Linked DNA regions of Homo sapiens: all the other regions are linked to region 1. A link is a contact called in ENCODE Hi-C or POLR2A ChIA-PET data. All regions are on one chromosome and are shown on one strand. Each heading gives the region's core, a stretch centred on a gene start or an enhancer-like site at or near the end of the contact. The rest is flanking DNA. Distances are from core to core; before and after follow the strand shown. Region 1 overlaps RBL2 (RB transcriptional corepressor like 2). Region 2 overlaps FTO (FTO alpha-ketoglutarate dependent dioxygenase). Region 3 overlaps CHD9 (chromodomain helicase DNA binding protein 9).

The links. Hi-C counts contacts between places; a loop is a spot of excess contacts on that map. ChIA-PET counts read pairs that join two places held with the same protein, here RNA polymerase II (POLR2A). Pooled maps may share reads with other maps.
Region 2: a loop to region 1 is called in a pooled map, with 5 times the contacts of the local background. The contact joins two enhancer-like sites. A Hi-C loop is called at or near these places in 3 of 50 pooled maps. POLR2A ChIA-PET finds 5 or more read pairs at or near these places in 2 of 52 experiments (GM12878 and T-cell).
Region 3: a map of natural killer cell shows a loop between it and region 1 (2.3-fold over the local background). The contact joins two enhancer-like sites. A Hi-C loop is called at or near these places in 1 of 168 maps with a recorded cell type or tissue (natural killer cell), 3 of 37 single-sample maps with no recorded cell type and 7 of 50 pooled maps. POLR2A ChIA-PET finds 5 or more read pairs at or near these places in 1 of 52 experiments (AG04449).

What each region holds. Positions count from the first base shown.
Region 1 is chr16:53,455,626-53,459,087 of GRCh38, forward strand. The region is part of intron 8 of RBL2 (RB transcriptional corepressor like 2); the gene reads left to right. Among named protein-coding and RNA genes, the nearest start is that of RBL2, 23 kb to the left of the region's middle. Within about 2 kb of position 2,211, at least 6 of the 41 ENCODE cell types and tissues checked have a DNase peak (open chromatin) inside an H3K27ac peak, as active enhancers do.
Region 2 is chr16:53,820,664-53,824,174 of GRCh38, forward strand. All of the region lies in intron 2 of FTO (FTO alpha-ketoglutarate dependent dioxygenase), which reads left to right. Among named protein-coding and RNA genes, the nearest start is that of FTO, 120 kb to the left of the region's middle. Within about 2 kb of position 1,473, at least 6 of the 41 ENCODE cell types and tissues checked have a DNase peak (open chromatin) inside an H3K27ac peak, as active enhancers do.
Region 3 is chr16:53,090,229-53,093,522 of GRCh38, forward strand. All of the region lies in intron 1 of CHD9 (chromodomain helicase DNA binding protein 9), which reads left to right. Among named protein-coding and RNA genes, the nearest start is that of CHD9, 37 kb to the left of the region's middle. RefSeq lists an enhancer at 1,111-1,796. Within about 2 kb of position 1,748, at least 34 of the 41 ENCODE cell types and tissues checked have a DNase peak (open chromatin) inside an H3K27ac peak, as active enhancers do.

The DNA.
Region 1 (3,462 bases), core at 961-3,460:
TAGAGTAGTAATACAAAATATTGAGGGGAGGGGAGAATGGGATGGGTGGGCTGTGGTAGGTAAGGTGGTTGGGAACGGTGTCACACACCAGAAGTAAGTGAGGAAGCAAGCCATATGAATAGCTGGGTAAATGTATTTGAAGCTGAGAGCATAACAAATGCAAAGCCGTGAGGTTGGAACAGGATTAGCTTTTTGGAGGAACAGTGAGAATGCTAGTGTGGTAGGAATAGAGTGAGGGAAAAAGTGGTAAGAAGTGACGGGAGGCCAGGTGTGATGGCTCATACTTGTAATCCTAGCACATTGGGAGACTGAGGCAGAAGACTGCCTGAGCCCAGGAGTTCAAGACTAGTCTGGGCAACAAAGTGAGACCCCGTCTCTACATAAAATATTAATACAAAAAATAAGCTGGCCATGGTTGTGTCCACCTGTGGGCCCAGCTACTTGCGAGGCTGAGTTAGGAGGATTCGTTGAGCCCAGGAGTTCCAGGCTGCAGTGAGCCGTGATCGCGTCACTGCCCTCCAGCCTGGGTGACAGAGCAAGAGCCTGTCTTTAAAAAAAAAGAAAAGAAGAAGAAAAAGAAATGCAGGGAAGAGGGAACAAGAGAGCCAGACAGACCGTGTAGGCTTTGGAAGCCATCGTAAGGACTTTTGCTTCTGCTCTGATTGAGGTGAAAGCCATTAAGAGGGTTATTAAGAGGAGTGACTGATTTACATTTTTAAAGGTCTTCTGGGAAAGTGGGATTAGAGGCAAGGGTGGAAGTAGGGAGTTAAGAAGCTATTGGAATGATTCTGGCAATAGTTTATGGTGGCTTGCTTCAGAGAATGGTTTGTAGCTGGGCCATATTTTGGAGATGGCACCCACAGGATTTACCGAGGGTTTGTATCTAGGGTATGAGAAAAAGAGAACAGTGATGTCTCCAGTTGGGTGAATGATATAAAAGCTAAAATCCTGACAAGTGCCTGTAATGTTGTAAGTTATCTGGCCCTGGCTCTCTCTGAATTCATCTACTTTCCTCCCTCCTCACCCACTTATGCCACATTAACCTCCTTTTTTGTTCTTCAGATATGCCAGGCATGCCTGCAACACAAAGCCTTTGCCTTTGCAATTCCCTCTGCCTAAACTGTATTGCTTCAAGAGACTCATGTGGCTTCCTTCTCACTTCATTCTGGTCTCTGATAACCCAACTGCTATGTCAATAATAACCACAACATCCTCCCCAACCCTCAGGACTTCTTTTCCCCCTGACTCTGCTTGCTAGTGTTTCTCTTCGTATTTATCACTGTCTGACAGTAAGTAGGGAGGTAGGTAGAAAGAATTGTTTATTACCTGTCTCCTTGCATTAGAATATAAGCTTCACCAAGGCTGTGACCAGTGTTGTATGCAGCGCTTGGCACATAGTAGACATTCGGGGAACATTTACTACTGAAATTTATTAAGAGGGAAGAGCAAGTCTGGGGGAAGGGGAATCAAGAGTTAGGGTTATTAGCATGTTAAATTAGAGATGTCTTTTAAGCATCCTAGTAGAGAAGTTGAATAGACAGTTGAGGTATACAAGACCGGAGTTCACAGTTCACAGTAGAGGTTAGGGGTTGTGTATATATGTCCTGGGGTCATCAGGGTGGGTACAGATAGCTTTTTTTTTTTTTTTTTTTGAGATGGAGTCTCGCTCTGTCACCCAGGCTGGAGTGCAGTGGTGCAATCTCGGCTCACTGTGACCTCTGCCACCTGGGTTCAAGCGATTCTCCTGCCTCAGCCTCCTGAGTAGCTGGGATTACAGGTGCCTGCCACCATGCCCAGCTAATTTTTTGTATTTTTAGTAGAAACGGCATTTCACCATCTTGGCTAGTCTGGTCTTGAACTCCTGACCTCATGATCTTCCCGCCTCGGCTTCCTGAAGTGCTGGGATTATAGGCGTGAGCCACCATGCCCAGCCGTAGATGGCTTTTAAAGCTATAAAATGAGGAGGGATTACTTAGAGGTATGAATTGAGAGAGAATACAAGAGGACTAAGGACAAAGCTCAGGGTCACTCCAAATTTTGTAAGTCTTCATTTGGAGATGGAACATCCTAATATTTTTAAGATACCGACTTAATATTTGCACCCAAGTTAAAGATTCCTCTTGATCAGAATGAACAGGAAGCTTTAAGCTAAGCACAGTGCTACCAAGAAGCACCATGTTGACCTTGAGGACTCTGGCAGGAAGCTGTTTGTGGTTGTCACACCTAGTTTCCTCTGTGAAACTACTGCTGCCTGTGGGTGATGTGGTTATATGCTGCTGGCTGCTGTTGATTCTCCTGTTTGTGTACAAGGTGTTTTTCCCTCCCAGTGCCTCCCAATGTAGGCATCGGTTCATGCACAGTGAAGTAGTTGGCTGCAAGAAACCTTGTAAGGCAGGGAGCAGCCTTTTGAATGCAATAATCTACCCAAATCATTTTATTGACTTAATTATAGAATGAATTTCTTTGAAACAAAGTGAAAGTCTTAGTTGTATTACACTTTAAGACATAGAGAAAACATGTAGGTTTGTTTCTGTATACAGTAAATTTCTGTGCTTTTCTATATCTTATGAAACTTGAATAGTTGGCTCTGTTGCCAGGTGAAAGTTTTGCTAGGTTTTTTAAAAAATTAGAATAAGTACATTTAATACACAGGGAAATTTTATCTTGAATATTAAAAGACATTGTTAAGCTATCTTAACCTTTCAGAGTTTATTTGAAAAATCAGAAAGATGTTTTACTGGCTCCTTTGACACCAAGTCACATCTTCTCCATATTTATTGTCAAGAATGTTGACTTTAACTTATTTCTCTGAAGACCTGTCTACCTTAGGGGGAGAACCTGTGATAGATTCTGGTAACCAAAGGTAGAGGAGGGGCAGGAAGACCAATGAAGGCTGTTCTGCATCAAGTTGCCTTTTTAGGGAATGTTCAACTTATTATCTGTCTCTGAAGCAAATTTGAATATTTGGATGGTGGGTGTATTAATTCATTTTAACGCTGCTGATAAAGACATGCCCAAAACTGGGAACAAAAAGAGGTTTAATTGGACTTACAGTTCCACATGACTGGGGAGTCCTCAGAATCATGGTGTGAGGCGAAAGGCACTTCTTAGGTGGCGGTGGCAAGAGAAAAATGAGGAAGAAGCAAAAGTGGAAACCCCTGATAAGGCCGTCAGATCTCGCGAGACGTATTCACTATCACAAGAATAGAACGGGAAAGACTGGCCTCCATAATTCAATTACCTCCCACTGGGTGCCTCACACAGCACATGGGAATTCTGGGAAATACAATTCAAGTTGAGGCTTCGATGCAGACATAGCCAAACCATATCAGTAGGCTTTTGTTAAATCATGGATTTTTTTTGGAACCAAATTTAATCACAATTTTCTTTTATCTTTGAGTGTCTGCAAAAATAGCAGTAGATGGGAATTGTGAAATTCTGTTTCTCAGAGCTGAGAATAAT
Region 2 (3,511 bases), core at 223-2,722, 360 kb after region 1:
TTCCCCTTCCTGTGTCCATGTGATCTCATTGTTCAATTCCCACCTATGAGTGAGAATATGCGGTGTTTGGTTTTTTGTTCTTGCGATAGTTTACTGAGAATGATGATTTCCAGTTTCATCCATGTCCAGGAAAGGTTTCTATAAGAAAATGACCCAGGGATGGGAAGGACCATCCAGGTGTGGAGTTGGGGGAGGAGCCTGGGGGAAGTATTTAAGAGCTGGACACTTGAGGACTGCAGGAATAGAAGCACATATGGTCAGAGAGAAAGGGGACATGATCTGAGTGGGAAAAAAATGGAATATTTTCCCATGCCATTATTTTCTTTTTATGCTGTTTTTTATGTCAAGGTATTTACAGATGATATTTATGTGGTTATATGTTTTTCCTGGTCTATAGGGTTATAATTTCCCCATATTAAATATATCTTATGCAGTGTTGAGACCCAGTGTATGTTGAATAAGGGCAGCAGAATTTTAATGGGGGGTGGGCAGGCGTTTGTGCATATGAGTGCATTATTTTCAGTATTCCTTTCTTAGTCCCAGAGGGGAGTGTGTTCAGAAACAGAGTTCTTGGGAATTACCATACTTTTCTTTATTGTTTTATACTAAGGACCATTCAGAGAGTACTGGAGGTGTTAAGACAGTGTGAAGAAATTACCTTCTTCATCACTTCTTCATCATTGCTTTGAGTATACTGGGGCCTCAGGGACTTGCTAAGAAAGTAACCAGTATAGTGATAGAATTAGAGTTGCTGCTCATGGCTTCAGAATATTTGGTCTCTGCTTACAGGATTGCATTGCTTTCTTCATAAGCTATGTAAATAGAAAGTACGATATCACTGTTTCTGTTTTCCAATGGGGATAACTAAAATATGGAAACTCAATCCTTAATGGATCCCTGACAATCTCAATGACAATCCATAGTGGTATGCCACATGACTCTTCTCTTTGTCACTTTCAATTCATGGTCAACACCTCAGATAGGCATTTTGAGAAGCAGGGCAGTCCTACCACACTTACCTAGTAAAGTCATTTTTTCACATTCAGACTTGACTCATTCATTTTTCTTCTGCATACTTCCTCCCACTTTCTGCATGTCTTCTATAATATCTCCTGCACTCTGCCTCATTCAGAACAGGCTAGATTATGCTATAGTAACTGATAACTCTCAAATCTCAGTGGCTCCACACAATAATATTTCTTGTCCATTTTATGTATCATTTGTGGGTTGGCACAGAGTCACTACCCATTAAAGTAGCTCAGAGATCCAAGCAGCCACCAGCTGGTTGCTGTGGCAGAGGGGTGCAGAGTATGCTGGAGGGTCTTGCAGTGACAATGACATGTTCCAGGCTGGAAGGGATGGCCATCATTTTTCACTGGACAGAAGTAATCCCATGTTTCATCCATCCTGAGGGGACCAGGAAGTGTAATTTTACACTGGGCCCAAAAAGCTGGGTGGCAGAGGAGGAATCCAGAACTATTTGGCAAACAGCTCTAATGACCAGCATACATTCTTAGCTAGTGATTCACCTTAACTTCATTGAGAAAGTCAGAGCATTCTCTAACTACCACCCCTCCAAAAGAAACCCTAGAACGTACTCATCTGCCTACTATTATTACATTTATCATCCTATCTGAATTCATACCTTCTTTTTCCTTCTAGCCTATTCCAATATAAGAAGTATCTTCTCTCCTATCCACATATTTTTGATCACATACTCTTATCAGTAGATAAGCACATACAGTGACATCCTAGAAAGTGTTTAACAAGTGGCCTGTAGGGGGAAAGAACCAGCCTTGATTTTTAGTGTTTTTTGATTTCCGCAGTGTAAATACTCTCACTGTGGACAGTTTCAAGCCACCGTCACGGTGTTACTGAATGTGCAGTTGGAAAGAGATGCACACAGTGGGCTCTCATGAGCCAGTGTGGACTGACTCCAGCACACCACCAGTAGTGTGCTGGTGGTAGTACTCATGTACTCGTGTCTGTTTTATAATAATATTCATATTAAACCTATTTGTGTGTATATGTGTGTGTGTATATATATATATGCATACATATTTTAATAATGCTTGAGTTCTTTCATTTTATATTAAAAATAAAGCAGTTCTACCTCTCCCCTGTGCCCCACCACTCTTCCAGATGGCCTTACAAAGCCTTGCATACCTGACTTGGGGGCTACTGCTCTAGACACTCAAGGTCTCGACTTCTTTGGTTATTCACTCTCTCTGCATCGTCAGCCTCTTTCTCTTGTATCATTCTCATGAGTGTACTGAGAAACTCTGGTGTTCTCTAGCGTCTTCCATCATTAGAGATTGTCCCTTAGTCTAGCCTTCTTCTTTATCAAAAGCTCCATTTTTCTACTCCCCTTCATAGCAGAACCATTCAGAGACATCTCTACATGCCATCTCACTTCCTCCTCTTTCATTCCATCTTCGCCTACTCCAATCTGACTTTCACCCCCAGCACTCTACTGAGATTGCTCGTGTCATTGCCATCAGTGATTTTCATGCTGCCAAATCTACTGGATCATCTGTCTTCATCTCACTTGGCCTCTCAGTGTCAGGTGACATAGTTGAGTACCCCGCCCTTCTAGAAATGCTCTCCTCTTTTAGCTTCTGCAATAATACACTCTGCTGGTTCTCCTTTGTTGAGGCTTCTGCTGCGACTCAGGAAATAGCTTTGGTCTCCTTTTGATATTTGTACTGTTTCCCTAGGTGATCTCATTCATTTCTAGGCCTTTAAAACCAAGCTGTGTGCTGATCACTCCCACATTGCGTTCCTCTGCCCTGCTTTCTCTTCTGAGCTCCAGATGTGTACATCCAATTCCCCTCCCCCCGCCCACCATATTTTCACCTGGAGGTTTCATAGGTATCTTCAAGGCTGCAGCTCTACAGTGAACTCTTCATTTCCCCCTTTTCTTCTTTCTACTATTTCTCTTTTGCCTCAGTTTTCCTTATTTCACAGAATAGTAAATTGTTTATTTAGTTGTTAAATCCAGAAATCTGGAATGTATTCTTAACTTCTATCCTGAGCAACAGGGAGAAACCCCGTCTCTACTAAAAATACAAAATTAGCCAGGTGTGGTGGCGCATGCCTGTAATCTCAGCTACTCGGGCGGCTGAGGCAGGAGAATCACTTGAACCCAGGAGTGGAGGTTGCAGTGAGCCAAGATCATGCCATTGCACTCTAGCCTGGGCAACAAGAGCGAAACGCCATCTCAAAAAAACCCAAAAAACCCCAAAAGACTTATATCTTTTTTTATCCCTTACATCTAATTCATAAGCACATCCTTTAGTTCTACCTACAACGTATGTATTTCATCTGTCCACTTATCTTTGTCTCTATTTTAGTCCAGACCATCACTTTTCTTCCAGATGATTGTAATAGCACATTCCACGCTCACATGTGCCTCTTTCCAATCTGTGCCTGATATTATAACTAAGAGCGATTGTATAAGATGTAAATCAAGTTATTTTTCTCCCTTCTACATCCTCCAGTGCATCTAGAG
Region 3 (3,294 bases), core at 498-2,997, 370 kb before region 1:
TTACCACTAAAGCTAGCATGGAGGTTGCAGCTGAGTGTGAGAACAAAATGAGCTTCCTGACCGAGCCTGGGAGAAGGATGGGGCTGAGCTGATCATTCCAGAGAGTCTTCCCAAGTCACCCATTCAGATCAGTCATTCCATTATTGTGGACAGTGAGAGTGAAGATAAAGAGGGGTGTTTAGGAAAAATCTCTCCTTGTGAAAACCAAAAGCAGGAAAACATGTGAGTGTGGCAAGGTATTAATCTCTCTGCACATCAGTCGAGATCTCTTCTTCAGTATAATGGGGATAGTGACAGTGAGGGTTCTGTGGGATCACGTGTATGACGGTCCTGGCATACAGTAATCGCTCAGTAAAGGCTGTTTTTGTGTGCAGTCCAGGTTCATGGCAGGTGGCCTTTCTTTCCTCCCCGGCATGAAGCCCAGGGCCCCAGAGTCCTGCCGGGCTTGTGTATCGCTCTTTCTCTCCAGCTGTAAAAATTCATGAGAATGTGGGTGTGCGGTGGCTTTCCAGTTTCTTGGCTTCTCCCCAGGCTATGTTCTCCCACTTGGGGGCAGGGGGGTGGCAGACATCCTTTTCACAGTGGTGAGTGCCACCCCACCCCAACCCCCATGCCCTGTCCCAGCAGAGTCTGGCTCAAAGTTCAAAGCCAGGGTGGCTTTGTTGAGTAATTTGGTGACATTGCCTGCCTGCCTGCCCACCATGCTCTCACACGCCCATTTGCTAGGCATCTGCTGCCCTGTGTTTTGTGGTGTGGAGGATGGGAACAGCTCACCCCCCCCCGACTGACCGCGGTGAGGCTCAGCTTCCTTCCTCTCCCCCGCCCTTGGGCTCTCAGTCCCACACACAGCCCCACTCAGTGAGGTTTCGGATCTGCTCCCAGGCTGGTTGGCGCTGACTCCATCTGGATCCACACCAACCCCTTCCTCCTGGGGGTTCAGAGTGTTCTTGGAAGGAAGCCTGGGAAGGGAAAGGCCTTCTCCAGCATTCCCCATCCAGTGGTTGGCTGACAGCATAGAACTGAGCTGCCAAGAACGCTGGAGTCAGACAGAACTGAGTTCAAATCCCCGGGTGACCTTGGGCAAGCTGCTCTCTCTGCTTCAGTTTCCTCATCTGTAAAAAATGTGACAGTAACAGGATCTGCCTCCTGGGATGATTGTGAGGATTCAGGGAGATACTAACTGTGATGTCCTCACCCCTACATCTGGCAGGTGGGAAGTGCTTAAGAAATGGTGGCCCTGGAGCCAGGGATCCCCTGCCTTCCCATGGGTGTACTCACAGGGAGGAGGCGAACGCCGTCTCCTTTTGCTCATCCCACCTCCCAAATTAGACCCCTGCCGTAGTTACTCTGACATGACCAAACTGGTTTGGTTTCCTGCAAACTCCTTTTGGACAAGGACTCTGTCTCATTTGTCTTATAACTCCCATGCCTAGTGTGGTCCTGGCACTTACACAGCACTAAATGTTTGGAATAAATAAGTGGAGGATAAAGGAGCAAACGAGTGCCTGGTGGGCAGCATCTGTTCAAGGACTGTTTTCTGAACTCCAGGCAGTTATTTCTGTCCCTTCCATTTTCCCTCTCTCCTTCCTCCCTCCCTCCCTTCCTTCTCTCCTTCCTTCCTTTTGACCTTCCTCTTCAGACCTCCTTTCCTTCTTGCTAAATGGAAAGAGCTTCCTCCTTTCCTTTTCTTGTAATATCCAAGCTGCAAGAGCATCCCTTGAGAGCCCTTCACCCAGCCGAGAGCAGCGATTCCTCTTTCAAATTGAGTCTGTCCCCTGACTCATTCATTAAAATGCATAGGGCATGTGACCAAACTGCATAATGAGTCTCTCATGAGGAAGGCTTGGAGGCAGGGAGATGCTGCCAACTGCAAAGGCAAATACTTCCCCCCCAGCTGTGGATCAGGCTCATTGGCTGTCATACCCTGGGAAGGCTGGGGGCTGCAGTTCATCTCCAGTAAATCAGCCAAGCCCTGGAGAGCTGCAGCCTGGCGCAGGCTGTACGGTCTTGGAAGCTGTGTTGCTTTGGAGAATCCAACCCATGACTTTTCTCAACCTTCTTCCACCCATTTCTAGTTTTTCATTTATTTAAATATACTTTTAACTCCATAGGTGATATGCAAATACATGCTTATCATAAAATATGCAAACATAAAAGAAAACCCCCTTTGATAATGTCTCTGTACTGCTACCTCTCTCGGAGACAAACAACTGTTGTCACTCAGCTCTTTACCTTCCAGGGCCCTTGGGCTGCTGGGTGACAGATGTCCCATGAAGGTGATTTGGGAGCCCAAACACCCTTTTGCCCTCCTGAAGTCCTAGGCCAGTTCTCAGTAAAAACAGTCAACATTCATCTTAAGTGCCTTCTCAGCTCCCTCCCTAGCAAACTCTGTGTCTGTTACGTGTAACCCCTACCCACCCTAAATCCCATCCCTGCAAAAGAACCCCACTCTCCACACTTAGGAAGCAAACAGATAAACTAGATTATTTCCTCATTGGAAATTTAGATTTGACTTTTCCAGAGGCACCTGCACCTTTATTATTATTTATTTATTTATTTATTTATTTAGAGAAAGGATCTCACTTTGTCATCCAGGCTGGAGTGCAGTGGTGTGACCAAGGCTCCCTGCAGCCTCAATCTCTCAACCTTAAGTGATCCTCCCATTTCAGCCTCTCGAATAGCTGGGACTACAGGCGTGCACCACCACACCCAGCTAATTTTTGCATTCTTTGTAAAAATGGGGTCTCACTATGTCGCCAGGGCTGGTCTCAAACTCCTGAGCGCAAGCCATCCTCCTGCCTTTGCCTCCCAAAGTGTTGGGATTACAGGCATGAGCCATTATGCCCTGCTGCATCTGCACTTTAATATTGGATTCTTGAAGAGTGAGAAAGATATCAAAATTCAGTGACTCTCATCATTGCCTCTCAGGCACTAGGGCCACCCCTATGTTCCATTTTTAGGTGGTGAGCCTCTCTGAATCTGCAAATTCATATCACTTTGGTCACAACCTATTCAGCTAGCTATGTGGCCTTAGGAAAATCACTGACTTCTCTGAATCGCATTAACTCATCTGCAGAATGTGAATAACAATAGTACCCCCATTTATTGGGTTGTTGTAAAGCTTAGATGGGATTATCTATTACAGCCCTAAGCACTATGCGTGGCACATAGCCAAGATGCAATTAATGTTAGGGATTATCATCATCATCATTATTTTTACTCTAATCTGTCATAACCCAATTCGCTCATTCAAGAACTATTTATTGAGCACCTGCTATGTGCCAGGCATTGTCC